2 separate regions of the Homo sapiens genome follow, and region 1 is linked to region 2. The links are chromatin loops, found by intact Hi-C in ENCODE. Cell type or tissue: right lobe of liver. All regions are shown on one strand. Each heading gives the region's core, and the rest is flanking DNA. Links, peaks and the distances in the headings are about the cores only. Region 1 overlaps LOC124902884 (a long non-coding RNA gene). Region 2 holds the start of LOC124902883 (a long non-coding RNA gene).

Region 1 (15,758 bases), core at 2,794-10,793, 71 kb after region 2:
ACAGAGAGAGATTCTGTCTAACAAAAAAAAAAAAACAAAAAAAAACAAAAAGAACTGCAATGAATGTAGAGTCCTGTGCTCACCAATAAGGATAAGGACTTCCATTCATATTGACTGGCAGCAAAATGTGGAAGGTGACTGAATTTATCATTGCAGAAGTTTAGGTATTCCACACATGTTGACGAGCCAGCATTGTTTGCAAGATATAAAAAGAAACATGTCATAAAATATTGTATATTTATTCCATTAAGCATTTTTGTCTTCATCTCTGCAATATCACAAAATGTTGCTAAAAATCAAGATTTTTACATAATTTTAGTTCTAGTGAAATTATAGCAAAATTAGGCAACTTTTCTATAGATAATTATAGTTCTTAGGTAGTTCATTTTTCCCACAACTTTCCATTTTGATTAACTTAATTGTGTTGTAACACTTAGAGTTGTCAAAAACATTGTTAAGGTATATTTAGTTTAAAAAAAAGAATGAAGATATTTACATACTGTGTTCACACTATAATGTGGTCCATATTTTAAGTTATTCTCTCTGAAAATATTATAAAATACCTTACTTTCATTAATCATTCTCATATTGAGATTTCCACAATTTCTAAAAACAATATTTAGATCCATGTAGTATTTCTTACATTCTTTCAAAATTTTCATTTTGTCTTGCTTTAAAACAACATAATATGTGGCACTGTCCTAATAATTGCCTGTGTACTTTATTGTGTGCAGATGATGTTTTGCAATAAATAATTGATTCTTCATTTAATAAAGAATATAAGATTGCAGTGTGCTGGGGTTTTAATATGTGTCCCAAACTTCATGTGTTGGAAACTTAATTTCCAATTCAACAATGTTGAGACGTGGGTGCTTTAAGAGGTAATTAGGTCATGAGAGTTCTGCCCTCATGAAGTGTGATGCTATTATATCAGGAGTGGGTTGGTTATTGAGGGAATGAGTTCCTGATAAAAGGATAAGTTTGATCTCTCTCTCTCACTCTCTCAATGTCTGCATGTGCGCTCTTGCCCTCTGCCATCTAGCATTGGATGATGTAGCCAGAATGCCCTCAACAGATGAGGACCCCTTGATCTTAGACATCCCCACCTTCAAAACTGTGAGAAATAAATCTCTGTTCTTTATAAATTCCTTAGTCTCAGGCATCCTGTTATTGCATCCCAAAATGGACTAAATGAGAAAATTGGTATTAGAAGTAGGATTGTTGTTATAATAAATACCCCAAAATAAGCAAGTGACTTTCAAACTGAGTAATGGGTAGAGGCTGTAAGAATTTGGAGAAGCAGGTTAGAAAGAGCTTAGATTTCCATGAATGGAGTTTTAAAGGCAATTCTAGTGAGGGCTCAGAAGAAGCTGAGCTTTTGAGAGATTCTAAATCATAGGGATTAGTTAGGTGGTTGTGATCAGAATACTGGTAAAAATATGGATGGTAAATGCCATTCTGACAATATCTTAGATGGAACTGAGGAAGAAGGTACTGGAACCTGGAGTAAATGTCATCCTTTTTGTATTAGTCTGTTCTCATGCTGCTATAAGAACTGTCCAAGAATGGGTAATTTATAAAGGAAAGAGGTTTAATTGACTCACTGTTCCACATGGCTGGGGAAGTCTCAGGAAACTTACAATCATGGTGGAAGGGGAAGCAAACATGTCCTACTTCACATGATGGCAGCAAGAAGTAGGAGCAAAGGGAGGCGGAAGTTTTTTTCAATAAAACCATCAGATCTTGTGAGAACTCACTATCATCAGAACAGCATGAGGGTAACCTCCTCCATGATTCAATTACCTCCCACCAGGTCCCTCCAACAACATGTGGGGATTATGGAAACCACAATTCAAGATGAGATTTGGGTGGGGACACAGTCAAACCATATCATTCTTCCCCTGGCCCCTCCCAAATCTCATGTCCTCACATTTCAAAATGCAATCATGCCCTTCCAACAGTCCCCCAAATACAAATTCTTAACTCATTCCATCAACTCAAAAGTCCAAGTCCAAAGCCTAATCTGAGACAAGGCAAACCCCTTCCACCTATGAATCTTTAAATTTACTTCCTAGATACAATGGGGGTACAGGCATTGGGTAAATATACCTGTTCCAAAGGGAAGAAATTGGCCAAAACAAAGGGGCTACAGTCCCATGCAAGTCCAAAATCCAATAGGGCAGTCATTAAACCTTAAAGTTCCAAAATGATCTCCTTTGACTCCATATCTCACATCCAGGTCATGCTGATGCAAGAGGTGGGCTCCCAAATGACCTTAGGAAGCTCTGTCCCTGTGGCTTTGCAGGGTATAGCCCCCCTCCCAGCTGCTTTCATAACTGGCATTGAGTTTCTGTGGCCTTTCCAGGCACACAGTGAAAGCTGTCAATAGATCTACCATTCTGGGGTCTGGAGGATGGTGACCCTCTTCTCACAGCTCCACTAGGCAGTGCCCCAGTGGGGACTGTGTGTGGTGGCTCCAACCCCACATTTCCCTTCTGCATTGCCCTAGCAGAGGGTCTCCATGAGGGCTCCACCCCTGCTGCAGACTTCTGCCTGGACATCCAGGCATTTCCACACATCCTCTGAAATCTAGGCGGAGGTTCCCAAACCTTAATTCTTTTTTTTGAGATGAAGTTTAGCTCTTGTTGCTCAGGCTGGAGTGCAATGGCGCGATCTCAGCTCACTGCAACCTCCGCCTCCTGGTTCAAGTGATTATCTTGCCTCAGCCTCCCAAGTGGCTGTGATTACAGGTGGTGCCACCATGCCCGGCTAATTTTTGTATAATCAGGAGAGACAGGGTTTCATCATGTCGGCCAGGCTGGTCTCAAACTCCCTATCTCAGGTGATTCACCTGCCCAAACCTCAATTCTTGACTTCTGTGCACCTGCAGGCCCAACACCACATATAAGCCACCAAGGCTTGGGGCTTGCACCCTCTGAAGCAATGGCCTGGGCTGTACCTTGGCCCCTTTTAGCCACAGCTGGAGCTGAAGCAGCTGGGGCTCTCGAAACCATGTCCTGAGGTTACATAGAGCAGTGTAGTCCTGGGCCTGGACCATGAAACCACTTTTCCCTCCTATGCCTCCAGGCCTGTGATGGGAGGGGCTGCCTCAAAAGTCTCTGACATGCCCTGGAGACATTTTCCCCATTGTCATAGTGATTAACATTCAGCTTCTCATTACTTATGCAAATTTCTGCAGCTGGCTTGAATTTCTCCCCAGAAAATGAGGTTTTCTTTTCTATCTCATCTTTAGGCTACAAATATTCCAAACTTTTGTGTGCTGCTTACTCCTTTTTATTTGTTTTTTGAGATGGAGTTTCACTCTTGCCCAGGCTGGAGTGCATAGTGCGATCTTGGTTCACTGCAACCTCTGCCTCCCAGGTTCAAGCAATTCTCCTGCCTCAGCCTCCCAAGTAGCTGGGATTACAGGTGCACACCAACATGCCCTGCAAATTTTTGTATTTTTAATAGAGGTTCAAAACGGGGTTTCACCATGTTGGCCAGGCTGGTCTCAAACTCCTGACCTCAGGTGATCCACCCGCCTTGGCCTCCCAAAGTGCTGGGATTACAGACATGAACCACTGTGCCCAGCCATTCTGCTTCCTCTTGAATACTTTGCCACTTAGAAATTTCTCCCACTAGATACCCTAAATCACCTCTCTCAAGCTCAAAGTTCCACATATCTCTAGGGCAGGGGCAAAATGCCACCAGTCCTTCTGCTAAAGCATATCAAGAATCACCTTTATTCTAGCTCCCAACAAGTTACTTGTCTCCATCTGAGACCACCTCAGCCTGGACTTCATTGTCCATATCACTATCGTCAAAGCCATTGAACAAGTCTCTAGTTAGTTCCAAACTTTCCCACATCTTCTTGTCTTCCTCTGAGCCCTCCAAACTGTTCCAACTTCTGCCTGTTACTCATTTCCAAAGTTACTTCCACATTTTCAGGTATCTTTACAGCAGCATCCCACTCTCTGCAGTAGCAATTTACTGTATTAGTCCATTTTCACACTGCTATAAAGAACTGCTCGAGACTGGGTAATTTATAAAAGAAAGAGGTTTAGTTGACTTACAGTTCCACATGCCTGGGGAGGCCACAGGAAACATGACTTTTAATGGCAAAAACCCCAATTATCTTTGCACCAGCATAATACAATCACAGTGGAACAGTAAGCAAACACGTCCTTCTTCACATGGCAGCAACAAGGAGAAGTATGAGTAAAGACGTGGAAAAGCCCCTTATAAAACCATCAGATCTCATGAGAACTCACTATCATGAGGGTAACCAACCCCATGATTCAATTACCTCCCACCGGTCCCTCCCATGACACACAGGGATCATCAGAACTACAATACAAGATGAGATTTGGGTGAGGACACAGCCAAATAATGTCTCTTGTTACACAGTTGTAAAAATCTTGGTGGAATTATGTCCATGTCCTAGGACTTTGTGGAAAGCAGAACTTAAGAGCAGTGAACTAGGGTATCTGGCAAAAGAAGTATCTAAGTAGCAAGGTATTTAAGGTGCTACATGGCTTATTTTGGCCACTTTAAATAAAATGAGCGAAGAGAGGAACGATTTGAAGACAAAATGTATAATTAAAAGAAAATCATAATGAAAAGATTTGGAAAACTCAACCTGTCCATGTATAGAACAAAGAAGCATGTTTAGGAGACAAGACTAAGAGCATGGCCAAGCAATTATTTGGTAAAGAGATTAATATGGATAGAAGAAAGCCAGATTCTATTCATCAAGACACTGGAAAAATGACCCCAAAGGCATTTCAGAGATCTTTGAGGGAAGATAAAACCTTGAATGCACCTCTCCCTCTCCCTCTCCCTCTCCCCCTCCCTCCCTCCCCCTCTCCCTCTCCCTCTCCCCACGGTCTCCCTCTGCCTCTCTTTCCACGGTCTCCCTCTGATGCCGAGCCGAAGCTGGACTGTACTGCCGCCATCTCTGCTCACTGCAACCTCCCTGCCTGATTCTCCTGCCTCAACCTGCCGAGTGCCTGCAATTGCAGGCACGCGCCGCCACGCCTGACTGGTTTTCGTATTTTTTTGGTGGAGACGGGGTTTCGCTGTGTTGGCCAGGCAGGTCTCTAGCTCCTAACCGGGAGTAATCTGCCAGCCTCAGCCTCCCGAGGTGCCGGGATTGCAGATGGAGTCTTGTTCACTCAGTGCTCAATGTTGCCCAGGCTGGAGTGCAGCGGCGTGATCTTGGCTCACTACAACCTCCACCTCCCAGCCGCCTGCCTTGGCCTCCCAAAGTGCCGAGATTGCAGCCTCTGCCTGGCCGCCACCCCATCTGGGAAGTGAGGAGCGTCTCTGCCTGGCCGCCCATCGTCTGGGATGTGAGGAGCCCCTCTGCCCGGCTGCCCAGTCTGGGAAGTGAGGAGCGCCTCTTCCCGGCCGCCATCCCGTCTAGGAAGTGAGGAGCGTCTCTGCCCGGCCGCCCATCGTCTGAGATGTGGGGAGCGCCTCTGCCCCGCCACCCCATCTGGGATGTGAGGAGCGCCTCTGCCCGGCCGCGACCCCGTCTGGGAGGTGAGGAGCATCTCTGCCCGGCCACCCCGTCTGAGAAGTGAGGAGCCCCTCTGCCCGGCAGCCGCCCCGTCTGACAAGTGAGGAGCCCCTCCGCCTGGCAGCCACCCCGTCCGGGAGGTGGGGGGGGCAACCCCTGCCCGGCCAGCCACCCCGTCAGGGAGGGAGGTGGGGGGCGCCTCCGCCTGGCTGCCGCCCCATCCGGGAGGTGGGGGGGCGCCTCTGCCCGGCCGCCCCTTCTGGGAAGTGAGGAGCCCCTCTGCCTGGCCGCCACCCCGTCTGGGAGGTGTACCCAAGAGCTCATTGAGAACGGGCCATGATGACGATGGCAGTTTTGTCAAATAGAAAAGGGGGAAATGTGGGGAAAAGATAGAGAAATCAGATTGTTGCTATGTCTGTGTAGAAAGAAGTAGACACAGGAGACCCCATTTTGTTCTGTACTAAGAAAAATTCTTCTGCCTTGGGATGCTGTTGATCTATGACCTTACCCCCAACCCGGTGCTCTCTGAAACATGTGCTGTGTCCACTCAGGGTTAAATGGATTAAGGGCGGTGCAAGATGTGCTTTGTTAAACAGATGCTTGAAGGCAACATGCTCGTTAAGAGTCATCACCACTCCCTAATCTCAAGTACCCAGGGACACAAACACTGCGGAAGGCCCCAGGGTCCTCTGCCTAGGAAAACCAGAGACCTTTGTTCACTTGTTTATCTGCTGACCTTCCCTCCACTATTGTCCTATGACCCTGCCAAATCCCCCTCTGCGAGAAACACCCAAGAATGATCAATAAAAAAAAACAAAAACAAAAAACAAAAAACCTTGAATGCAAGGTTTCCAGTGAGACACCTGAGGGACCTCAGCATTCATTGCCCTGTGCTACCTTGAGACTTTGTTTCTTGAACTCTAATGCAGTGCTCCTCACCTATCCCCGCTGTGAGTCAAGTGAGGTTAGCTGGCTGAAACCACTGCTCCAAAAGGTACAAGCCATAAACTTTGGTAGTATCCATGGAGTGCTAATTCTGCAGGAATACAGAATGCAAGAGCTATGGGGCCATAATGGCCTCCACCTAGACTTCAAAGAATGTTGTAGAAAGCCTGTTGTAGGGGCCCAGGCAATTACTTATCTTGGGCAGAGTAATTGTAACAGCCCCCACTAGAGTAATACTTTGTGGCACGGGAGTGGGACAGCCCTCAAAGTCACAGAACTGTAGAGCCACCAGCATGCAGCTCCCATCTTTCCCAGCCTAGGAAAGTTGCAGGCAGGAGTCTCCAACCTGTAAGAATTGATGGTTGGACTAAGCCCAGCAAAGCCATAGGGGTAGGGCTGCCTACATCCCTGGAGGCCCAGCCCCATGCCCTCAAGTGTGCCCAGGATATGGAGCATGGAGGCAAAGATTATTCTCCAGCTTTAAGACTTAATGTTGTTTTCCCTGTTAGATTTTGGACTTACCTGGGAGCTGTTACCCCTTTCTTTATGGCTATTTCTCCCTTTTTGAAGGGGAATGTCTATCTTACGCCTGTCCCACCATTGTATTTTAGAAGCATGTTACTTGTTAATTTCACAGGCTCACAGCTGGAAAGGAATTTGCCACAGAATGAATTGTGCCTTGAGTCTCACTCATAGATGAGTCAGATGAAACTCTGGACTTTGCTCTCACAAGTTTTTCTTTCCTTTCCTTCCTTTTCTTCTCTTCCCTCCCTCCCTCCTTTCTCTCTCTCTTCTTTTCTTTCTTTTTCTTTCTTTCCTTCCTTCCTCCCTCCCTCCCTTCCTTCCCTCCTTTCTTTTTTTTTCTCTCTTTCTTTCTTTCTTTAATTTGAGATGGAGTTTCGCTCTTGTTGCCCAGGCTGGAGTGCAATGGCGCAATCTTGGCTCACTGCAATTTCTGCCTCCCGGGTTCAAGCGATTCTCCTGCCTCAGCCTCCGGAGTAGCTGGGATTACAGGCATGCGCCACCACACCCGACAAATTTTGTATTTTAGCACAGATGGGGTTTCTCCATGTTGGGCAGGCTGGTCTCGAACTCCCAACCTCCGGTGATCCGCCCGCTTCGACCTCCCAAAGTGCTGGGATTACAGGGTTGAGCCACTGCACCCAGCCTTCGCAAGTTTCGTAAAAGAAACATTTTGCATCATTTACTTTTCACCAATCTGTTTGGCATGCCTCTAATGATATCAGAATCACCTGGATCAGTGTGCACATACTCTGCAGTATTTTCTGCACATTGTGTCCAATTCAATATTATTGCCACTGTAGTAATGAACACCACTTTTGGCCAACATGGCACAGTATCCTATTTTGGATTTCCTCAAAGTGGGGCAGTTGTTGGTGAGCATAATCAATTTCACTTTGCCTTGTCTGATCACCTTTGGAGTTTGCTTGTACCCCAGCACATACTTTACACTTTCTTTGTTTTTGTTTTTGTTTTTGACATGGAGTCTCGCTCTGTTGCCAGGCTGGAGTGCAGTGGCGCGATCTCGACTCACTACAATCTCCACCTCCCGGGTTCAAGCCATTCTCCTGCCTCAGCCTCCCAAGTAGCTGAGACTACAGTTGCGCACCACCCCGCCCAGCTTATTTTTGTATTTTTAGTGGAGATGGTGTTTCACCACATTGGCCAGGATGGTTTCGATCTCTTGACCTCATGATCCACCTGCCTCGGCCTCCCAAAGTGCTGGGATTACAGGCGTGAGCCACGGTGCCCAGCCTACTTTCTGCCTTTCATAATGAGTTGGAGCCTAGAGTTGATTGACACCAATGACTTTTTCATCTTCTTTAGAGCCATCATCTTTCTTTCTTAGGTGTGGGATGACCCCCAACCAAGAGCAGCTTCAGGGCTAGGTGTGGTGTCTCATACCTAAAAAATACAAAAAAAAAAAAAAAAAAAAAAAAATTAGGCATGGTGGTGCATATCTGTAATAACAGCTACTCAAGAGGCTGAGGCATAAGAGTCACTTGAACTCTTGAGGCAGAGGTTGCAGTGAGTTGAGATTGCGCCACTGTACTCCAGCCTGGGTGGCAGAGCAAGACTCTGTCTCAAAAAAACAAAAACAACACAAAAACAAAAACTGTAAAGAATAAAAGTGAGTAGACTTCTCTCAAGCATTAACCACATAAAATCTGTGAAAAGGATATTATACAATTTTTATTTAATGGAAAATTAATCACTAATCAAAGCAAGAACATGAGAAATGGTAATTCCCTCAAATCTTCAACCATACAAGTCAATTGAAATCCCTGTGCCTCAGTCCATTTTGTGCTGCTATAACAGGATACCTGGGAGGCAGTAATTTATAAAGAACAGATTTATTTCTTACAGATCTGGAGGCCGGGAAGTCTAAGGTTGAGGGGCCTACATTTGGCAAGGGCCTTCTTGCTGCGTCATTCCATGGTGGAAGGTGGAAGGGCAAGAGATCATATGCACATGTGCATATTGAGAGAGAGAGAGCTCCAACTTTTTTTTTTTCTTAGACAGAGTCTTACTCTGTCGCCCAGGTTGGAGTGCAGTGATGCAATCTCAGCTCACTGCAACCTCCGCCTCCTGGGTTCAAGTGATTCTTCTGCCTCAGCCTCCTGCGTAGCTGGGATTACAGGTATGCACCCCCACACCTGGCTAATTTTTGTATTTTTAGTAGACACAGGGTTTCACCATCTTGGCCAGGCTGTTCTTGAACTCCTGACCTCGTGATCCACCCACCTCAGCCTCCCAAAGTGCTGGGATTACAGGCGTGAGCCACCGTGTCTGGCCATCAGGAGCCTACTATTAAAAGAGCCAAACTACTCCCAAGATAACAGCATTAATTCATTTATAAGGGCAGAGATTTCATGACCTGATCCCCTCTTGAAGGTCTCACCTGTCAACATTGTTGCATTGGGGATTAAATTTCCAACACTGAATATGAAATTTGGGGGACATATTCAAACTATAACATTCTGTTCCTGGCTCCCCAAATTTATGTCCTCGCATGCAAAATACATCCATTCCATCCCAATAGCCTCAAAGTCTTAACTTGTTACAAAACTAACTCACAAGTCCAGAGTCTCAGGCATGGTGGCTCACGCCTATAATCCCAGCACTTTGGGAGGCTGAGGCAAGAGGATCACTTGAGCTCAGGAGTTCGAGACCAGCCTGGGCAACATGGTCAAAACCCACTTCCTAAAAAAAAAACAAAAAAGGGCCAGGTGCGATGGCTCATGCCTGTAATCCCAGCACTTTGGGAGGCTGAGATGGGTGGATCACGAGGTCAGGAGATCGAGACCATCCTGGCTAACGTGGTGAAACCCAATCTCTACTAAAAATACAAAAAATTAGCTGGGCATGGTGGCGGGCACCTGTAGTGCCAGCTACCCAGGAGGCTGAGGCAGGAGAATGGTGTGAACCCAGGAGGTGGAGCTTGCAGTGAGCCGAGATGGCGTCACTGCACTCCAACCTGGGTGACAGAGTGAGACTCCATCTCAAAAAAAAAAAAAAAAAAAAAGAAGAAGGCCCAGAGTCTCACCTGGCATCCCGGCTCTGCCCCGAAGAGCTTTGCATTGTGGAAACTCCTTTCTTTCTCACTCCCTGGCCATCTTAGACAGCTGCTCATTTAAAAATATCTTTTGTGGGGACCAGGACAGAGGTCCCTCTTACCTAGCTAAAACTGCAATACCAGTTCTATACTTTTCAGTGAGTCCTAGTTCAATATCTTCTAATAAGAACCATTTCACCTATTTAGGTAGCCTATCTATGTTGGAAGATGGTAATGATGCCCTTTCCCTTCTCTAATTACTTCCTGTATTAGTTTTTTATTGCTGGGTAATACATTACTACAAACTTAGTAACAAAACAATACACATTTATAATCTCACAGCTTTTGTGGGTCAGGAGTTTGGGCCATAGGTGTATCTTCTGCTCAGGGTCTCAGAGGCTGCAATCAAGGTGTTACCTGGGTTGTATTTTCATCTGGGGGCTTGGTTGGAGAAAAATCTAAATTCATTCAGTTTGTTGGTAGCTTTTATTTCCTCAGGACTATATGACTGAGGGACCGGGCTTTTTTTTTTTTTTTTTTTTTTTTTTGCTCCTGGTTGTCTGGAGCCTGCTCTCAGGTCCTAGAGGTTACCCAAAGAACCTACAGGCCACTTGTGGTAACCTTCCATATAGGCTTATTCAACATGGCTGCTTTCTTCATCAAGCAAGCAAGGAAAAGTTCTCTCCTCAGGGAGGATCCAGCTTCTTTTCAAAGGGCTTTTACCAGATTAAGTCAGGTCCACCCAAGATAATATCTCTTTTGGTTAACCCCAAATCAGTTTATTTGGTTCTTTATTACATCTGCAAAATTCTTGGCTAAAAGCAAGTTACAGGTTCTGCCCTCGCTCAAGAGAAGAGGATTATAGAGACTGTGATCACCAGAAGGTGAGGATCATGGAGGTCATTTTCCTATTCTCAAGAGTTGTTTCTTAAGTTTTTCCAAATTTGCCTATTTAACACCTCATTCAACTTCTCTGCAAGTTTGAGGACAATAATAAAAATGATCAGGTTGTTGTTGATTCATCTTCTCTCTTAATGGGAGGGTGGGGAGTACTGATAGAAACTGTTCAAGCTGAACTATGTATTAGTACTACTCCTACAAGTACTACTATTACTACTACTCTTAGATAATATTTATTGGGCCATCACTATATATCCAGTATTACTCCAAGTATTTTACCAGAATTTAGTCTTCATAATAACCTTAAGAGATCAGGGATATATATAATTTTTTTTTTTTTGAGACGAAGTCTCTCACTTTGTTACCCGGGCTGGAGTGCAGTGGTGCGATCTCGGCTCACTGCAACCTCCACCTCCCAGGTTCAAGTGATTCTCCTGCCTCAGCCTCCCGAGTAGCTGGGATTACAGGCGCCTGCCACTACGCCCAGCTATTTTTTTTGTATTTTTTGTAGAGACGGGGGTTTCACCATGTTGGCCAGGCTGGTCTTGAACTCCTGACCTTATGATTTGCTGGCCTCAGCCTCCCACAGTGCTGGGATTACAGGCGTGAGCCACTGCGCCTAGCCATATTTTTTTTATTTTTATTTTGGAGACTATCTCACTCCATTACCCAGGTTGGAGTGCAGTGGCCCAGTCTCCCCTCACTGCAACCTCCACGTCCCAGACTCAAGCGATCCTCCCACCTCAGCCTCTCAAGTAGCTGAGACCACGGGCATGCACCACCACACTGGGCTAATTTTTATATTAATTAATTAATTAATTAATTTTTGATTCCGAGTCTCACTCTGTTGCTCAGACTTGAGTGCAGTGGCACCATCTTGGCTCACTGAAACCTCTGCCTCCTAGGTTCAAGCGATTCTCCTGCCTCAGCCTCCCGAGTAGCTGGGATAACAGGCATGCACCACCACACCTGGCTAACTTTTGTATTTTTAGTAGAGACGGTGTTTCACCATGTTGGCCAGGCTGGTCTTGAACGCCTGACCTCAAGTGATCCGCCCACCTTGGCCTCCCAAAGTTCTGGGATCACAGGCATGAGCCACTGCACCCAGCCTAATTTTTGTATTTTTTGTAGAGACTGGTTTTGCCATGTTGTCCAGGCTGGTCTGGAATTTCTAGGCTCAAGTGATTCACCTGCCTCTGCCTCCCAAAGTGCTGGGATTACAGGCATGAGCTGTGCTTGCTCGGGAGGGCTATTTTTATCATCCCCATTTTATAGACTGGGAAACATTTGCGTAGAGAATTTCAGGACACTAAACAAGTAAGAAGTAGAGCCAAGGTTTCAATTCAGGTAGTAAGCCTTCAGAACCTGAAAGCACTAGATTAAGCTTCCTGTTTTATTATTTTGTACTCAGAAACTTCAGTTTTCCATTTCAATGGCTTTTCGGAGTTTATGCTGTTTTTCTTTTTTTTTCTTTGATATGGAGTTTTGCCCTTGTTGCCCAGACTGGAGTGCAATGGCATGATCACAGCTCACTGCAACCTCTGCCTCCTGGGTTCAAGCAAATCTCCTGCCTCAACCTCCCAAGTAGCTGGGATTACAGGCGTGGGACTAATTTTATATTTTTAGTAGATATGGGGTTTCAACATGTTGGTCAGGCTGGTCTCGAACTCCTGACCTCAGGTGGTTCACCTACCTCGGCCTCCCAAAGTGCTGGGATTACAGGTGTGAGCCACCGCGCCCGGCCTATGCTGTTTTTAAAAAGTTCTGTTTTCTTTGTTCAGTTGCTACAACTGAAATGTATTGGTTTATATTTATTATTTTAGTTTAGGTCTTTTTTTTTTTTCTTTTTTTGTGAGACAGGTTCTATGATCCTACTTTACTCTAGCACTTTTTCCTAGGAAAATTATATTTAGCCTGTATCATTTTAGCCTAAATATACCAATAAAAACATAATGGTAGATAAAATATGAAAATCCTTTTGTACTAACTGGTAAGTAGCTGCCCCATCCTACCACACCCTTCATACCACCAAGTCAGGCTCAGTCCCCAGCTGAAGAGCCTCTGGACCTCTTCAAGATCCTACAACTAAAGAATTAACACCTGACAAAATAGGGTGGGGGGAGGGAAGTCTTCAAGCCTGCTTCCATTCTGATTGGTCAGTGATATAGGGATTGATAAATATTTTAAATGTGGTCCTACCTAGAAGTCTTAAGTTCAGCTTTTTTCATTCTTCATTGTTTTTGTATTTTCTGTTATTTTCTAACTTGAATACTTTCTTTTGTACCTAGTCTGACAGCCTAGGTACAAAGTTCTACATCATAAGTCAGGTCAAGTATCACTTCCTCTGTGAAGTTTTCCCATATAGTATGAGGAAGATTTAGGTTCTCTCATTTTAGAATTTTTTTATGCTTAAGACATACCACCAAAATATTAATGATCTCATAATGTTTATCTGTATTTACAACTCTTTCCCCATGAGAAACAGTGTCATTTCCTTTGGGCATCCCCAGTGCCCAGAATAGTTTGTGAGACATTATAAATATTGTATTCATTGAACAAATCAATGAATAGTTGATTAGGTCAACCAGCGGGTTTGCATGGCTGAAGAGACTGTAACTGTGGTTGAGGATATCTGAGGAGATTCGAATCCAATAAAATTGTCTAGTTGGAGTCTTCAGGAGGCAAGTCTAGAATATGAGCATATCTAAGAAAACTGATAAATCTGTGGTTATGCTGAATTATTTTTCCATTTGCTATTAGCATGGATAATCAAGAATAGACTATCATAGGCCAAGCATGGTGGCTCATGCCTGTAATCCCAGCACTTTGGGAGGCTGACGTGGGCAGATTACCTGAGGCCAGGAGTTCGAGACCAGCCTGGCCAATATAGCAAAACCCCATCTCTACTGAAAATACAAAAAATTAGCCGGCCGTGGTAGAGTGTGCCTGTAGTCCCAGCTACTCAGGAAGCTGAGGCAGGAAAATCGCTGAACCTGGGAGGCAGAGGTTGCAGTGAGCTGAGATCGTGCTACTGCACTCCAGCCTGGGCAACAGGGCAAGACTGTCTTAAAAAAAAAAAAAAAAAAAGAAAGAAGGCCAGATGTGGTGGCTCACGCCTTTAATCCCAGCACTTTGGGAGGCCGAGGCGGGTGGATCATGAGGTCAGGAGTTTGAGACCAGCCTGGCCAAGATGGTGAAATCCTGTCTCTACTAAAAACACAAAAATTAGCTGGGCGCGGTGGTGGACGCCTGTAATTTCAGCTACTCAGGAGGCTGAGGCAGGAGAATTGCTTGAACCCGGGATGTGGTGGTTGCAGTGAGCTGAGATCACGCCACTGCATTGTAGCCTGGGCAACAGAGCAAGACTCTGTCTCAAAAAAAAAAAAAAGAATAGACTATTATAAAAATGATTCTTTTTTATATGCTTACAGAAGACATAAAAAGAGAAACATAATGGGCTCTAGTATTCCAATCCAATTTCTCTTATTATTATGGAGTGTAACATTTAATATCAATATTTCTAATTTTCTGAGCATCTACTTATAATTGAGCACTGATGTACTATGAAAATTATAATAAATAAATTATAATTGAGCATCTATAATTTATTGAGTATATGCTAAGGACTGTGCTAATGATGTTACAACATTTAGCGATTAAACAATGCAAATTTAATTGTGTTATATCCCGACTTAAAACCTTTTAAATGATTCCTCATTGCTGTCCCAATGAGGTCCAACTTTTAGGCAAAAAATTAATTAAATCATTTATCATGATAGAGATGACCTCTTCTAGGAAGGCTTTTCTAATTCTCTAGGTCTGGATTAGGTGATATTTCTTTTTTTTTTCTTCGAGATGGAGTCTCACTCTGTTGCCCAGGCTGGAGTGCAGTGGCGTGATCTTGGCTCACTGCAACCTCTGCCTCCCGGGTTCAAGTGATTCTCCTGCTTCAGCCTCCCGAGTAGCTAGGACTACAGGCGCGTGCCACCACGACTAGCTAATTTTTTTTTTTTTGTATTTTTAGTAGAGGCGGGGTTTCACCATGTTACCCAGGATGGTCTCGATCTCCTGACCTCATGGTCTGCCCGCCTCGGCCTCCCAAAGTGCTGGGATTACAGGCGTGAGCCACTGCACCCGGCCCTAGGTGATATTTCTAAAGGCCACCTTATATTTTAAGTAAATTGAATGGTTCCAGTTATAAAAATAAGTATTAACAACCCTATTCTAATTTCTTATTAGTTACAAAAATTTCTTGTTCAGTTTTCTGTCTTCTTCACTAGAGTACAGATTTCTTGAGGACAGGCACCTAACAGATCTACAACACAGTGATTGCTAAATAAATACTGAACCAATACATTCATATAATGAGAAGTTACATAAAAAAACAATAACCACACGGTACCATCTAATATTATTTTCAGGCTATTCTTGCCTTGCAAAACATATGTACTTTTATTCTTTTTTTTTTTTTTTTTTTTTGATAAGGGGTCTTGCTCTGTAGCCCAGGCTGGAGTGCAGTGGTGAGATCTTCGCTCACTGCAATCTCGGCCTCCCAGGTCCCAGTTCAAGCAACTCTCCTGCCTCAGCCTCCTGAGTAGTTGGGATTACAGGCACGCACCACCATGCCTAGCTAATTTTTGTAATTTTAGTAGAGACGGGGTTTCACTATGTTGGCCAGGCTGGTCTTGATCTCCTGACCTCAGGTGATCCACCCCCCCTCAGACTTCCAAAGTGCTGGGATTACAGGCCTGAGCCACGGCACCTGGCCAAAACATATGTACATTTATTCTATCATTTAGTGCTTCCAACCTAGTT
Region 2 (15,758 bases), core at 4,673-12,672:
GTTTTGTTTTGTTTGAGACAGAGTCTCTCTCTGTTGCCCTGGCCAGAGTGCAGTGGCACAATCTCGGCTCACTGCAGCCTCCACCTCCCAGGTTCAAGCGGTCCTCTCACCTCAGCCTCCTGAGTAGCTGGGACTATAGGCATGCACCACCACACCTAGCTAGTTTTTATATTTTTAGTAGAGACAAGATTTCACCGTGTTGGTCAGGCTGGTCTCCAACTCTTGGCCTCAAGTGACCCACTTGTTTCAGCCTCCCAAAATGCTGGGATTACAGGTGTGAGCCACTGTGCCCAGCTTTACTCTCAATTTTTAAACTTTTTGAGACAGGGTATTACTCTACGCCCAGACTCATTGCAGCCTCAACCTCCCCAGGCTCAGGTGATTCTCCTGCCTCTGCCTCCTGAGTAGCTGGGACTACAGGCATGTACGCGCCATGCCCAGCTAATGTTTTTACTTCTTTGTAGAGACACGGTTTTGTCATGATGCTCAGGCCGAACTCAAACTCCTGTGCTCAAGCAATCTGCCTGCCTGGGCCTCCCAAAGTGTTTGGATTACAGGCATGAGCCACTGCACCCAGCCTTATCCCTCAATTTAATGGCAACTACCTTGAAAGTTGTTTAAAACACACTTGGATGGGAGAGAAGTACCCTTAATCTACTCTTTGCTAGCAGGTCAATGCTTTTGTATGAGGGGTCACTAGTTTTCTCTCTTACTAAGGTTGCAGGCTTTCAACCACTGCTTATAACTGGTTCAATTTTGAGTGCAAAAGCAGTTGCCCTTTTATTCTTGCAAGGGTCCAAATGGTCAACTTTGATTGTAGACTTGAGAAAAATAGCAATCTTTTAGCAAAGCTGTAGTCCCTTCTATCTCTGTTTCTCCACTGCCTTCTTGCCTGTAAGGCTTTCTGAAAGCATCAGTAGGCAACCAATACCCACAAAAATCATTAATCTTTCCTATCATTTCCCCTAAAGCTACAGCCTCAGTCAGCATGTGGTCCCCTTTTCAAGTTAAAGCAGGGAAATGTTTGCCACAAAATGACCAGCCTGTGATGTTGAGTCTATACCACCTGCCACTCAACTTCTAAGCCTAGTATCATGTTTTTGGTTTTTCTTAGTATTCCACTTCCAAGTTCTTAATCCTGTATCTATTAGGAATCCATTTAGCATGAAACACAGCAACCTAAAACTGACACTTATTTAAACAAGATGGAAGTTTTTCTCTTTCATGTGTACTAAATTGGAAAGAAATAGAGCAGGGCCTGAAAGCAGCTCAGCAGTCCTCGAGGACCCAGTCTTCTATCTTATTGTTCTTCCATCCTCAAAAATATTCCTCAAATTGGCCAGGCGTGGTGGCTCACGCCTGTAATCCCAGCACTTTGGGAAGCCAAGGCGGGCGGATCACGAGGTCAGGAGATTGAGACCATCCTGGCTAACACGGTGAAACTCCCTCTCTACTAAAAATAAAAAAAAATTAGCTGGGCATGGTGGCGGGCGCCTATAGTCCCAGCTACTTGGGAGGTTGAAGCAGGAGAATAGCGTGAACCTGGGAGGCGGAGCTTGCAGTGAGCGGAGATCGTGCCACTGCACTCCAGCCTGGGCGACAGAGCCAGACTCCATCTCAAAAAAAAAAAAAAAAATATATATATATATATATATATATTTTTTTTTTTTTTTTTTTTTTTTTTTTTCCTCAAATCTGCTGAAGCATCTAGCTGGTAAAAAGAAGAAAGTCGGGAAGATTATGTTACCTCCCTTTAAAGACAATTTTCCAGAAGTGTACATGGTAGTACTTTTGTTTACACCTATTGGTTATAACTTAACCCTATGGCACACCTAGCTGAAAGGGATGCTTTCAGCCAATTGTGAGAATACAGCTTAATTGCCAAGCTGTTAGGAAGAAAAGGCAAAAAAAAAAAAAAAAGAAAAGAAAAAGAAAAAGAAAAAATAAGTATGCTCTGTCTCTTTGGGTACACTGCCCAGAAAAAATACTCACCAATTCCAGTTGTGTCCTATTTTTGTGCCAGAAATTTAGTCACTTGGCACCCCTACCTGAAAGAGCAGCTAGAAAATGAAGCCTCTGTACTAGGAAGCCAAATGTCCAACTAAAAATTGAAGGTTTTATTACTAAGGGGGAGGCAAGAACAGATATTTAATCACAAATAGCAGTCTTGGCTCTAGCAGGTGAATCACATTGCACAATATCCATCATACTTTTAACAATTCACTGTGTTAACTATCTTTTGTATCAAAATGTGGCCCAGGCAGGAGCCTACACAGTCAGTTCTTTGTTGTTTCACTCTGACTTGGGTAACTTTTTTTAAAAATAGACTTTTTTTAGAACAGTTTTAGTTCACAGCAAAATTGAGTGGAAAGTACAGAGAGTTCCCGTGTACCTACTGCCCCCACACCTGCACAGCCTCCCTACCTTCTATGGATAACTTTTTATAATCACCATATAGAAGTGAAACCTAGCCTTCTACTTCTTCATAGTCCTTCACTGTCATCAACAGCACAAAATCTAGCTGATATTTTGAGTATGAAGCTACTTCACTGTGACTTAAAGAAACCTTAGAGAATAAACCATATACATACGGAAAACTGGAATGGAATTTTATTTGAGACAGGGTCTCACTCTGTCACCCAGGCTGGAGTGCAGTGGCATAATTATGGCTCACTTCAGCCTCTACCTCTTGGCTCAAATGATCCTCCTGCCTCAGCCTCCTGAGTAGCTGGGTCTATAGACGTGTGTCACCACACGTAGCTAATATATATATATACATTTTTTTTTTTTTTTGGTAGAGACGGGGTCTTACTATGTTGCCTAGGTTGGTCTCAAGCTCCTGGACTCCAACAGTCCTCCCACCTCAGCCTCCCAAAGTGCTGGGATTGTAGAAGTGAGCCTCCACACCTGGCCTGGAATGGACTTCTAAGGAATAAAATATATGGGCCGGGTGCAGTGGCTCACACCTGTAATCCCAGCACTTTGGGAGGCCGAGCTGGGTGGATCACGAGGTCAGGAGATGGAGACCATCCTGGCTAACATGGTGAAACCCTGTATCTACTAAAAATACAAAAAATTAGCTGGGCGTGGTGGCACACACCTGTAATCCCAGCTATTCTGGAGGCTGAGGCAGGAGAACCACTTGAACACAGAAGGCAGAGGTTTCAGTGAGCTGAGATGGCGCCACTGCACTCCAGCCTGGGCAACAGACCAAGACTCCGCCTCAAAAAAAAAAAAAAAAAAGTCTTATGTCTGGCATACTTTCTTAAATTTATATTATTAGCATATTTCTTGAATGCTAACCAGTAAAAGCCAAGCACAGATCAATAGTATATTTGTTGTACCACTGAGGATTTGTGCAGTGTGAATAAGTATATTCTATATGCTAATTTTTCTATTTAGGGAGCAAATAAGTATTAATATGACTTTAATAACTGTATTAATTTGTATTCATGCTGTTAATAAAGACATACCCGAGACTGGGTAATTTATAAAGGAAAGAGGTTTAATTGACTGAAAGTTCAGCATGGCTGAGAAGGCCTCAGGAAACTTACAATTATGGAGAAAGTGGAAGCAAACACGTCCTTCTTCACATGGCACAGGAAGGAGAATGAGAGCCGAGCAAAGGGTGAAGCCCCTTATAAAACCATCAGATCTTGTGAGACAAGCATTGGGGAAACCCCCACCATGATTAAATTACCTCCCACCAGGTCCCTTCCTGACTCATGGGGATTATGGAAACTACAATTCATCATGAGATTTGGGTGGGGACACAGCCAAACCATATCAATAACACAAAGAACAGCACGTAAAATTTGACCAGTTCTGGCTGGGCGTGGTGGCTCACGCCTGTAATCCCAGCACTTTGGGGGGCTGAGGTGGGTGGATCACGAGGTCAGGCATTCAAGAGCAGCCTGGCCAACATAGTGAAACCCCATTTCTACTAAAAACGCAAAAAATTAGCTGGGCGTCTTGACGGGCACCTGTAATCCCAGCTACGCAGGAGGCTGAGGCAGGAGCTTGAACCTGGGAGGTGGCGGTTGCAGTGAGCCGAGATCATGCCACTGCACTCCAGCTCGGGTGAAAGTGCAAGACTCTGTCTCAAAAAAAAAAAAAAAAAAAAAAATTGACCAGTTCTTTGCTAATGCTAAAAAAGAAGATTTAGTGATTCTCAACTGGCTATGATGACATGAGTCAGGAAAGTAACATCTCATGGCCCATGGAAAGGTTATCCTACTCATTACTCCACTCCTCAAATACTCTTCTCTCTGTCCCTTGACACCAGAAATTTGTTTGAAAAGAGATAAAGCCTTCTATTTCACAAAGATGTTGAAGAAAAACATAAGACTATTAGAGAGCACACATGGAGAGCTTAGTGAAAAGGTGTTTACTGCCAAACAGAGAGTTCATTTTAGCTCTTCAGGTAGACTTGGGAATGAGGCTTAGGGGAGAAAAAAAATGAGATAGTCTTTGAAGTCAAAATACAGTAAACTAGATCTGTCCCATATTAAGAAAGCAAGGTCTCTGAGTGATGTCATTGGCTACTCCTTCCTGGGTTCATGAGTTATTCAAGCCCAGAGCTGGTTGAAAGTGGTCTATTGTGAGCATTTAGTGCCCATCTCAGGATTACGGCATCCACCTGCCTTGGCTGGGTACGTGAGGACTCCCTTGAGATTACAGTGCCCAGCTTTCATCTGACATAAATTGGGATTATTTGACTCAGTCAAGTCTGAAAGAGGGTTGGCAGGCCAGGTGTCCAGGTCTATTAGGTGAAAGTTTATCACAAGTACAAGACAAAGGCAACTGAAGCTGAGAGTGGCAGAACAAAGCGAAAGTTTCAGTCAAGGTATAAATAACTGATCATAGATCCTGCCGTATTTCTTTTTCTTCTTCTTTTTTTTTTTTTGAGATGGAGTCTTGCTCTGTCGCCCAGGCTGGAGTGCAAGCGGCGCAATCTCAGCTCACTGCAACCTCCGCCCACCAGGTTCAAGCGATTCTCCTACCTAAGCCTCCCGAGTAGCTGGGACTACAGGCGCCCACCACCACGCCCAGCAATTTATTTTTTTTATTTTTATTTATTTATTTATTTTTTTAGTTTTAGTAGAGATGGGGTTTCGCCATGTTGGCCAGGCTGGTCTCGAATGCCTGACCTCGTGATCCACCCGCCTGGGCCTCTCAAAGTGCTGGGATCACAGGTGTGAGCCACCTCGCCTGGCCAGATCCTGCTATGTTTTGTTTGGAAGATAAGAAAGGAAAACAAGAATTTAATAACATTTCTATAATTCAAGCTGTAAGTGAGCCAACAGCAATTGTAGAAGATTACTTGGCAGTGACTAAGCATCCAAGCAGAAACCAGATGCATATCACAGCATGAGGCATTCAGATAGAGATATCTATAGGTGGTCACCTTGCTTCAATTCTACCAGGAGTCTTTCCTTTACACCCTCAGGTGTTTAAGAATCCACTTTTAAATTATAAAAATAAAATTACTAGACATTAGCTAACTGAGAAGGACTTGGAAAATAAAGAAGCTGGAAAGTAGGGAAACATGAAAGGGATGAAAGCATTAGAAAGGGAAGAACATAAGCTTCACCTATTTCACGATCCAATCTGCAACTCTCCTGGTAGTTAAGTTGTGAGGTTTTTTTGTTTTTGTTTTTTGAAACGGAGTCTTGCTCTTGTCGCCCAGGCTGTAGTGCAATGGCATGATCTTGGCTCACTGCAACCTCCACCTCCCAGTTTCAAGTGATTCTCTTGCCCCAGCCTCCCGAGTAGCCGGGATTACAGGCATCTGCCACCACTACCACTAATTTTTGTATTTTTAGTAGAGATGGGGTTTCACAATATTGGCCAGACTGTTCTTGAACTCCTGACCTCAGGTGATCAGCTTCCCAAAGCATAGGAATTACAGGTGTGAGTCAATGCACTCAGCCAAGTTGCAGTATTGACACATGCATGAGTATGTTCATTGCAGCACTATTCAAAATAGCCAAGACATAGAATGAACCTAGATGCTCATCAATGGTGGACTGGATAAAGGAAATGTGTATATATACACCATGGAATACTACACAGCCATAAAAAAGAAGAAAATCATGTCCTTTGCAGCAACATGGATGGAGCTAGAGGCCATTATCCTGAGCAAATTAACTCAGGAACAGAAAACCAAATACTGTGTGTTCTCATGTATTAGTAGAAGCTACACATTGAGTACACATGGACACAAAGAAGGGAACAACAGACACCAGGACCTACCTGAGGGCGGAGGGTGGGAGGAGGGTGAGGACTGAAAAACTGCCTATCAGTTATTATGCTGATTACCTGAGTGACAAAATCATCTGTACACCAAACCCCTGTGACACACAATTTACCTATGTAACAAACCTGTACATGCACCCCTTGAACTTAAAATAAACGTTGGAAAGAAAAAAAAAGTTACAGTCTCGAATTACTAAATTTACTTTGCTGTAAAATCACACAAAGCATTGTTTTTATGTTGGTCAAGTATCAGGTAGTATTCCTAAGTTAATGCTAAAGTAATGTCTTTAGTCGCAGAAGAAAAAGGATTTTTCTGACCCAACCCAAGAAGGCCCCTTTTTTCCCAAAGGGAACTGCTAGTCTGGTTAGGCACTTGTAACCCAACTTCACCTCAATTTGTGAAGAACTTATTAAACTAAATTCTCATATTACTGAGCAAAATTTTCCCAAATCAGAATTCTTTAGTTCCTTAAATCTTTAATTTTAAAGATTTTTAGAGGTTTTTCTGAAACCAAAATTCTAAAAAAATTACAAATTTCCTCATAATTATGCTTCTTTCAGGGAGCCAGATCTTTACATACAGACTTCTCCTGAGTAACAAAATTTGCAATTCCAAATACCAAACTGAAGTTTTTCTTCTACTCTTTCCAAAAGGAGGTAAGTAACCCATTTGGGATTATACTGGTCCCAATTTTGCACAAAAGATTCTGCCTGGGCGGGGAAAAAGTTCTAGGGGTTTTGAAAGATGTAAATTGCCACTTGTACCAAAGGGATGCTTATTGTTGGACCAGAATCGTTTCTTCAGGCCTAATTTACATCTAAATGTGGAGCAAGAGAGTGACACAGAAGGAAAACTCCACCTTTTCGTCCACTGGAGAAATGAAGGTAAGAGGGAAAAAATTCAAAAATTGTTTTCCACTTGTCATTTACTAAGTTGGAAACTGGGGGGGTTTTGTGAGAACATTGCAACTTCTCATTTTTCTCTCATGGTTTTTCACGCTTACTTGGTTCCTGGTGGTGGTGATTAACAACAGAACTCTTAAAGAGAGAGAGAAAAAAAAACCTCCTGTCATGGGTTTGTCTTTAGAGCCTGAAAGAAAAGTGAAGGATGGGGATGCAGGGGAGGAAAGATAATGTTTTTCCTCAACCCTCCTAAGCTCTTCCTTGGAATAGACTTCTGTAACAAAAGACGCATTAACACAAGAAAAACAGTTTATTAAGGCATGCAGCGCACATCTCAAGGGAGAAACGTCAGTGAAAAGTAACTCAAAATGGTGGCTTAGAACTCCACTTACAAGGCATCTTCAACAAAGAAAAACAAACGTGTAGAGAAATGACAGGACAAAGAAAAGTGGTTTTAGGTTTCCAAGCATGGGAAATTATGGGAAGGTAAATACATGGGAGTCAAGTTTGTTTGCAGACTCTCCTGGGGCCTCTCAGGGCTGACAGGAATGTAGAGCTGTCTCCAGTAAGGGAGAATCTATATCCTGTCTTCAGGAAGAAAAGCTAGAGGATAAGAGTTTTTTCCCCGTTTGCTGCTTCTCAATTGCCTTCAGCTCAAAAATAATTTTTATGTCAAAGAAGCGTATTTGGGGGTGACATAGTCTGGTTTCCTAAAGAGGGACTGTGTGGTCAGACGAGAAGAGAACCACTAGGAGTTGTGTACACAGCAGCAGCACCTAAAGGCGAGAAAGAAGGCCACAGCCCACACAACCAGGAGGGAAGGAGAACGCAGCCAGCATTGAGACAGGGCCCTTGGCTGAGCAGTCCGCAGGCCCATGTGTGAGTTCTCAATTAGCTGTCATAACATTCTGAATTTATTATCTATGGTCATTAGTCTCATATTTATCTCCCCAAGCATGCCTAAGCATTCATGCAGCTGTTGCAGATGGGGGAACCCTGGTCAGTGATTGGCCTCCTCATGCAAACTGGGCCAGTGAATCTCCGTGGAGGCCACGCTTTCCTGACCCAACAGTCAGCTCCCAGGAAGAAGTCCTCCCTCATTTTCAAGGCCTCATTCTTAGCTGTATCTGGGTGAGTGCTTAGCTGCCTCCACTATCAGGTCTCTTTTATCATTTCCCGCTCGCAGTAGCTTCCTGGGGATGGGAGAGAGGGTTAGGAAAAGGAAACAAGAATGATACAATCAGCCCACTTTTCTAGCACTTTGTACATGCAACTTTTGACATTTTTTACAGGCGTTTTACAGACATTTTTCTTTTATACATATAAAAGCATACCATATAAGTGACATTTGTTGTATAATTGGTCATGTGTTTTGTAGAGATTTTTTAATGTTCCTGAAATATGATAATGGCAAAGCCTGTAAAGTTTGATATGAGTTTATTGGCACTCATTAGATCACAAGACTCTTCAATTTCTGGCTAACTGCAGGCTAGGAAAAATATTTGTTTTTAGTTTGTGTGTTTTTGTCCTTACTCTCTTATTTTATTTTTTATTTCGTTTTATTATTTTTTTGAGATGGAGTCTCGCTCTGTAACCCAGGCTGGAGTGCAGTGGCGCGATCTCGGCTTACTGCAAGCTCCGCAGCCCGGGTTCACACCATTCTCCTGCCTCAGCCTCCCGAGTAGCTGGGACTACAGGCACCCACCACCACGCCCGGCTAATTTTTTTTTGGTATTTTTAGTAGAGACGGGGTTTCACCATGTTAGCCAGGATGGTCCCGATCTCCTGACCTCGTGATCCACCCGCTCAGCCTCCCAAAAGTGCTGGGATTACAGGCGTGAGCCACCGCGCCCGGCTCATTCCTGTTTTAAATCTTCAAACGGGGTCACAACTTTCCTGTTTCAATTTGCTGACTTCGAGCAATCAATTAGCAAAAAAAATTTTTTTTTTGAGACGAAGTCTCACTCTGTAACCCAGGCTGGAGTGCAGTGGCAAGATCTCAGCTCACTACAAGCGCTGCCTCCCGGGCTCATGCCATTCTCCTGCCTCAGCCTCCTGAGTAGCTGGGACTACAGGCGCACGCCACCACACCCGGCTAATTTTTTGTGTGTGTGCTTTTAGTAGAGATGGGGTTTCACCATGTTAGCCAGGATGGTCTCGATCTCCTGACCTTGTGATCCGCCCACCTCGGCCTCCCAAAGTGCTGGGATTACAGGCGTGAACCACTGCGCCCGGCAGCAAATATTTTTCTAACCCGTTTCTTACTGGGTACTTTGTGAAAGCAAGCTAGGCGATATAAGACAAGTTTCCTGTACTCAAGTGGCTTAAAATTTGGTTAGAGAGATTTTTTGTTTTTGAGACGGAGTTTCACTCTTGTTGCCCAGGCTGGAGTGCAATGGCAGGATCTCAGCTCACTGCAACTTCTGCCTCTTGGCCTCAGCCTCCCAAGTAGCTGGGATTACAGGCTATTTTTAGTTAGAGACGGGGTTTCGCCATGTTGGCCAGGTTGGTCTCGAACGCCTGACCTCAAGTGATGCACTCGCCTCAGCCTTCCAAAGTGCTGGGATTACAGGTGTGAGCCACCGCACCCAGCTGGTTAGAGAGATTGGATTCAAAGGATTCTATTATCCTTTGGTTGCTAGGATTGATTCAGCCATTGTTAGCAGCAGTGGTTCCCTTCTTTTCTCTCTCCACCTATGCAGATCTTTCACAAAGCAGATGAGTTTCTCATAGAGATAGGAGAAACACTCGCTTTAGACAAGGATCATTCGTTTATGAGTATAACGAAACACGTAACATGATAATAAACAAAAGAGATTTCAGGCCGGGCGTGGTGGCTCACACCTGTAATCCCAGCACTTTGGGAGGCCAAGGTGGGCAGATCATGAGGTCAGGAGTTCGAGACCAGCCTGACCAACATGGCGAAACCCCATCTCTATTAAAAATACAAAATGTAGCCAGGCGTGGTGGTGCCCGCCTGTAATCCCAGCCACTTAGGAAGCTGAGGCAGGAGAATAGCTTGAACCCGGGAGGCAGAGGTTGCAGTGAGCCGAGATCATGCCACTGCACTCCAGCCTGGCGACAGAACAAGACTCTGTCTCAAAAAAAAGAGAGATTTCTGGATATACTTTCAGCGGAATGGTACAATCCTGGGATTACCTGATCATCTAAGGATATTTACTTGGCTTTGACTAGAGAGTTGTACAACTCCTTAGAGACTAAAATTATCTTGCAGAAAACAAGAAGCAATACAAATTATTTTTATCCATAACCATGTGGATGAATTCTGTCCAGTGAGGGGACAAATTTCCTTCTCTCCCAAAAGTCAGTTTTACATCCACTTGGAAATTTAATGTTTATGATTTATACATATACCTGTTGTTTGGATTCTCCTTTGGACCTGTTGTAATATCTTAACTGTTTTCCTCATTTAACGAAAGAGTCAGTAAAATCTTCAACACATTCTTTTTATATTTATATAAGATTTATAATTTTTTTGGGGGGTGGCAGGGGGACAGGGTCTCGCTCCATCACCCAGGCTGGAGTGCAGTCGTGCGATCTTGGCTCACTGAAACCTCCGCCTCCCTGTTTCAAGCAATTCTTCTGCCTCAGCCTCCCAAGTAGCTGGGATTATAGGTGTGCACCAGTATGCCTGGCTAATTTGTTTTTTGTATTTTTAGTCGAGATGGGGTTTCACCATGTTGGCCAGGCTGGTCTTGAACTCCTGATCTCAAGTGATCTGCCCGCCTCAGCCTCCCAAAGCGCTGAGATTACAGGTGTGAGCCACCTGCACCTGGCTGAGATTCATGATTTTGTCATTAGAAAAAATCCTTTAACATTAGGAGCAGAGAAACTCTCAAACTAACTTGGTCAAATGGAGAAATATAATGGGAATATATAGGCCCATTTCAAGGGAAACTAAGGCAGGATGCATCAAGGCTTCACTAGATCTAGAACAGAAAAATCTTTAGGAGACCCAAGAAGTTATCATTTTTCCAAAGCCACATGATCTTTTGTCTCTGCCTCTCACTTTGCATCTGCTTTGTCTTACTCCTTTTGGACTCTTATAACAAAACATCTTAGGGCCGGGCACAGTGGCTCACGCCTGTCATCCCAGCACTTGGGGAGGCCAGGGCAGGTGGATCACCTGAGGTCAGGAGTTCGAGACCAAACTGACCAACATGGAGAAACCCCGTCTCTACTAAAAAAAATAATAATAATACAAAATTAGCCAGACGTGGTGGCGCATGCCTGCAATCCCAGCTACTCGAGAGGCTGAGGCAGGAGAATCACTTGAACCTGGGAGGCGGAGGTTGCGGTGAGCCGAGATTGCACCATTGCACTCCAGTCTGGGCAACAAGAGCAAAACTCCATCTCAAAAAAAAAAAATCTTAGAATGGGAAATTTATAAACAACAGATATTTATTGCTTATAGTTCTGGAGGCTGAGAAGTCCAAGATAAAGGCATCAACAGATTCAGTGTCTGGTGAGGGCTCTCTGCTTCATAGATGGCATCTTCTCTGTGTCCTTACATGGTAAAAAGGGTAAACAACTCACTTGAGCTTCTTTATGAAGGTTCTGCCTACATTATTTAATTACCTCCTAAGGGCCTTTTTTTTTGAGACAGGGTCTTGCTCTGCTCTGTCACACAGGCTGGAGTGCAGTGACGATCTTGGTGCACTGCCTCCTCAACCTTTTGGGCTTAGCAATCCTCCTCCCTCAGCCTCCCAAGTAGGTGGGACCAGAGGTGCCTGCTACCATTCCTGGCTGATTTTTGTAATTTTTGTAGAGACAAGAACTTGCTACATTGCCCAGGCTGTTCTCGGACACCTGGCCTCAAGTAATCCACCTTGGCCTCCCAAAGTGCTGAGATTACAGGTGTGCTCCACCACACTGGCCCTAACCCTTAATACAATTACATTGGTGATTGAGTTTCAACATGAATTTTGGGGGGATATAAGCATTCATGCTTTATTCTCTTCTCTTTCAGAAAACTGATTTTCTCTGCTTTTCCATGTACATGGGAGAAATGGCTATCAAAGCCCTGAAGTTACAGACACTTCCTTTTTTTTTTTGAGACGGAGTCTTGCTCTGTTGCCCAGGCTGGAGTGCAGTGGCACGGTCTTGGCTCACTGCAACCTCTGCCTCCTATGTTCAAGTGATTCTCCTGCCTCAGCCTCTCAAGTAGCTGGGATTACAGGCGCCTGCCACCACGCCTGGCTAATTTTTTGTATTTTTAGTAGAGACGGGGTTTCACCATGTTGGCCAAGCTGGTCTCAAACTCCTGACCTCATGGTCCACCTGCCTCAGCCACCCAAAGTGCTGGGATTACAGGCGTGAGCCACCACGCCCAGCCACAGGCACTTCTTTCATTTACTCATTCAACAAAAATCTGTTGGATACTTACTATGCCAGACACCTCTTGCTCCAGTACCACCATCCAACATATGAACATTTCAGTATTCCTATACACATTTCTGAAAGACAGAATCGTGGTGTCTCAGCTATAGCTGGGTCATGCATCCACTCTGAACAGTTGTGCCCAGTGGGGAAAATTACATAGTCCACTGCTATGGGAGAGAATTCCCAAGATGGCTGGATAAAGCAGACAAAGGAAGTAACATGTTTTCTTCATACATAAAATGTAGACTTCTAAAATAATACAGTGTTCAATATGTACTGTGTTTCAGTCCCAGCTGGAGTATAGTGCCATACAGTTCTGCCACTAACCACTTGGAGGTAGTGCACATGTCACAGGTTCATGGTTCAGTCTTCCTTAAGACTGCCCTACTTCAGATGCCAGCCACAAATGCCAGAGGTCCCCAGGCCACCCATACATTTGACTAATTTGGCTTCACATTTCAGGTTTTTATAACTCCTTCAGGTTTGAGAATTTACTAAAACAACTCAAGAAAATTATCTACTTATTGTTAGCTTTATTATAAAGATACAGCTCAAGAATTATCAATTGAAGACACACATAAGGAAAGTTCTGGGAGGGAAGGCAGAGCTTTGGTCACCTCTCCTAAACAAATTTGGATGAATTGTCATCTTGGTACATCAAGGTTCACCAACCAGGATTCTCCACTGAGCTCCAGTATTCAGAGTTTTTATTGGAGATTCATTATGTAGGCATGATTGATTGAGTATATCATTGACCAAGTGAATGAACTCAATCAGGTCAGCCTGGCTCAAAGTCCCAACCATCTAATCCTCTAATCACATGGTTGATCTTTCTGATGACCAGTCACCATCTTGAGGCTAGTGGCCCAAAATGAGTCATGCCCCTAGTATTACAAAGACATTTCTGTCACTCTGGAAGTTCCAAAAATTTTTGAAGCTCTATGCCAAGAACTGAGACAAAGACCAGATATACTCTTTATTATACCGTAATATATTATATGTATATACATGTTATACATACATATAATATATATTATCTTTATATTGTATTAAATGCTATAAGTGTTCAGTTACCCACTTTCCACTGGGGGCTACTGGCTGAGATAAAATGAGCTGGCCTGAAGGAATAGAAATTCCAAGAAGGATAAAGAACAGAGAAAGCCATTCAGATGAGATTTAAAAAAAAATTTTTTTAATATGATAAACTGGTAAAATAAAATAAGTACAGTATTTTTGCTTGGCCTAAAAGAGATTTGTGTAGACTATAAAGTTCTAAAGGTGCTTGGAGCTCAACAGTCAAGGACTGTGAATATTAGGCTGATGACTTTTGGAAATTTATCTTGTTGATAGGAGGTTTCAGCAAGAAAGGGAGTTAGTGACATAAATGATATTTTAGGAAGACCACACTGACAGCAGTATGTAGGTTGAATTAGAAGAGAGAAATCAGAGAAGCTGTTAAGAAGTGTCAGTGTATAATTTTAAAAGTATATAAGTTTTAAAAGCATGGCTTTCATATAAATATAGAATGAACACGTGTCAGTGATTATTACTTAAATCATTAATGAGTCAGATAATAAGTTAACTTAAAGAAGAATTATAAGAGCAAGAAATATGTAATAATCTGAAAATGCATAGAGAAATATATTTGCTAGGTTTGAGATAAAACTTTGAAGGCTTCTTTTTTTTTTTGAGACAGGGTCTTGTTCAGTCACCCAGGCTGGTGTGCAGTGGCACGAACATGCTCACTGTGGCCTCCATCTCCCAGGCTCAAACAATTCTCTCACCTCAGCCTCCCAAGTTGTGGGCACTACAGGCGTGCACCATCATGCCTGGCTAATTTTTCATTTTTTGTAGAGACAGGGTTTTGCTATGTTGCCCAGGCTGGTCTCAAACTCCTGGGATCAAGTGATTCTTCCTCCTCAGCCTCTCAAATTGTGGGGATTACAGGCATGAGCCACCACACCCAGCTTGAAAAAGTAGTTTTCTACATTCAGAGTTGGAGATAGAATTTGAAGGAAAATAAAGGGCTTCCCATATACACATCAGAAACTAGAACATTAGGAATAATATAACAATATTCCTCATCAAACAAATGGTCACTATTAGATTTTCAGTTCTATGTAAATCTTGCTCCACAGGATATTGGGTTAGTGGGTTTCCACAGAGTCATCTGCTTCTGATCTAAAAATAATCTTGAAACCACAGTTAAGTGCCCTGATATAGTGAGACAGAGTATAAGCAATGCCAGCTTGAAGCCTATACCCACGAGTTTATTCACTGCAGTATTAATAATTAGAGTATCTGATACAGTCTTGTTCATAAGGCTCTGAGGATGTTCTTCTTTGATGAAGACCCAATTTTTACTTATAGCTTATGACAGAGCATTTAAGCAAGCATGAGAGAAAAGCAGAACCACATGTTGGTGATAAGACTGAATGGCTCTGATTAATTAGTAAGAGTAGCGAATAATATCAGAATGGAATATAAAATTCTTTTTTTTAAGGCGGAGTCTCACTCTGTGGCCCAGGCTGGAGTGCAGTGGCTTGATCTTGGCTCACTGCAACCTCTACCTCCCAGGTTCAAGCGATTCTCCTGCCTAAGCCTCCCGAGTAGCTGGGATTATAGGCAAGCGCCAACAAACCTAGCTTATTTTTGTGTTTTTAGTAGAGACTGGGTTTCACCATGTTGACCAGGCTGGTCTCGAACTCCTGACCTCAGGTGATCCACCCATGTTGGCCTTTCACAGTACTGGGATTACAGGTGTGAACCACCGTGCCTGGCCGAGAATAAAATTCTTTGTTGTTGTTTCGTTTTTTTTTGAGACAGAGACTCACTCTGTTGCCCAAGGTGGAATGCACTGGCGTGCTATCAGCTCACTGCAACATCCGCCTCCTGGGTTCAAGCGATTCCCCTGCCTCAGCCTCTTGAGTAGCTGGATTACAGGCACCCACCACCATGCCTGGCTAATTTTTCTATTTTTAGTAGAGATGAGGTTTCACCATGTTGGCCAAGCTGATCTCAAACTCCTGACCTCAGGCGATCTGCCTGCCTCGGCCTCCCAAAGTTCTGGGATTACAGGCATGGGCCACCATGCCCGACGGAGAATATAATTCTTTATAGGGAAAAATATATAACAATTCTATTAAATATTAATAAACATTTTCCTGAAGATAAGAACATGTTAGGGATAGTGA

The links. A loop is a pair of places that touch in the nucleus more often than their neighbours do. Peaks named below come from ENCODE experiments on the same cell type or tissue, not always from the same donor. Only the 100,000 strongest peaks of a DNase experiment are listed, where the experiment ranks them.
Region 1: it touches region 2 in a loop (2.2-fold over the local background); 10 of 110 quality-filtered maps call a loop at or near these places.

What each region holds. Positions count from the first base shown.
Region 1 is chr12:14,349,195-14,364,952 of GRCh38, forward strand. It overlaps LOC124902884 (a long non-coding RNA gene), which reads right to left. Exons shown (of 2, transcript XR_007063220.1): 2 at 7,648-8,392. It also overlaps the pseudogene RPL30P11. Among named protein-coding and RNA genes, the nearest start is that of ATF7IP, 8.6 kb to the right of the region's middle. In right lobe of liver, for the core only: no CTCF peak of the experiment used is centred there; no DNase peak of the experiment used is centred there.
Region 2 is chr12:14,276,386-14,292,143 of GRCh38, forward strand. It overlaps LOC124902883 (a long non-coding RNA gene), which reads right to left and starts at 9,725. Exons shown (of 2, transcript XR_007063217.1): 1 at 9,687-9,725; 2 at 8,053-8,354. RefSeq lists enhancers at 4,527-4,636, 7,564-7,773, 7,804-7,903. In right lobe of liver, for the core only: no CTCF peak of the experiment used is centred there; no DNase peak of the experiment used is centred there.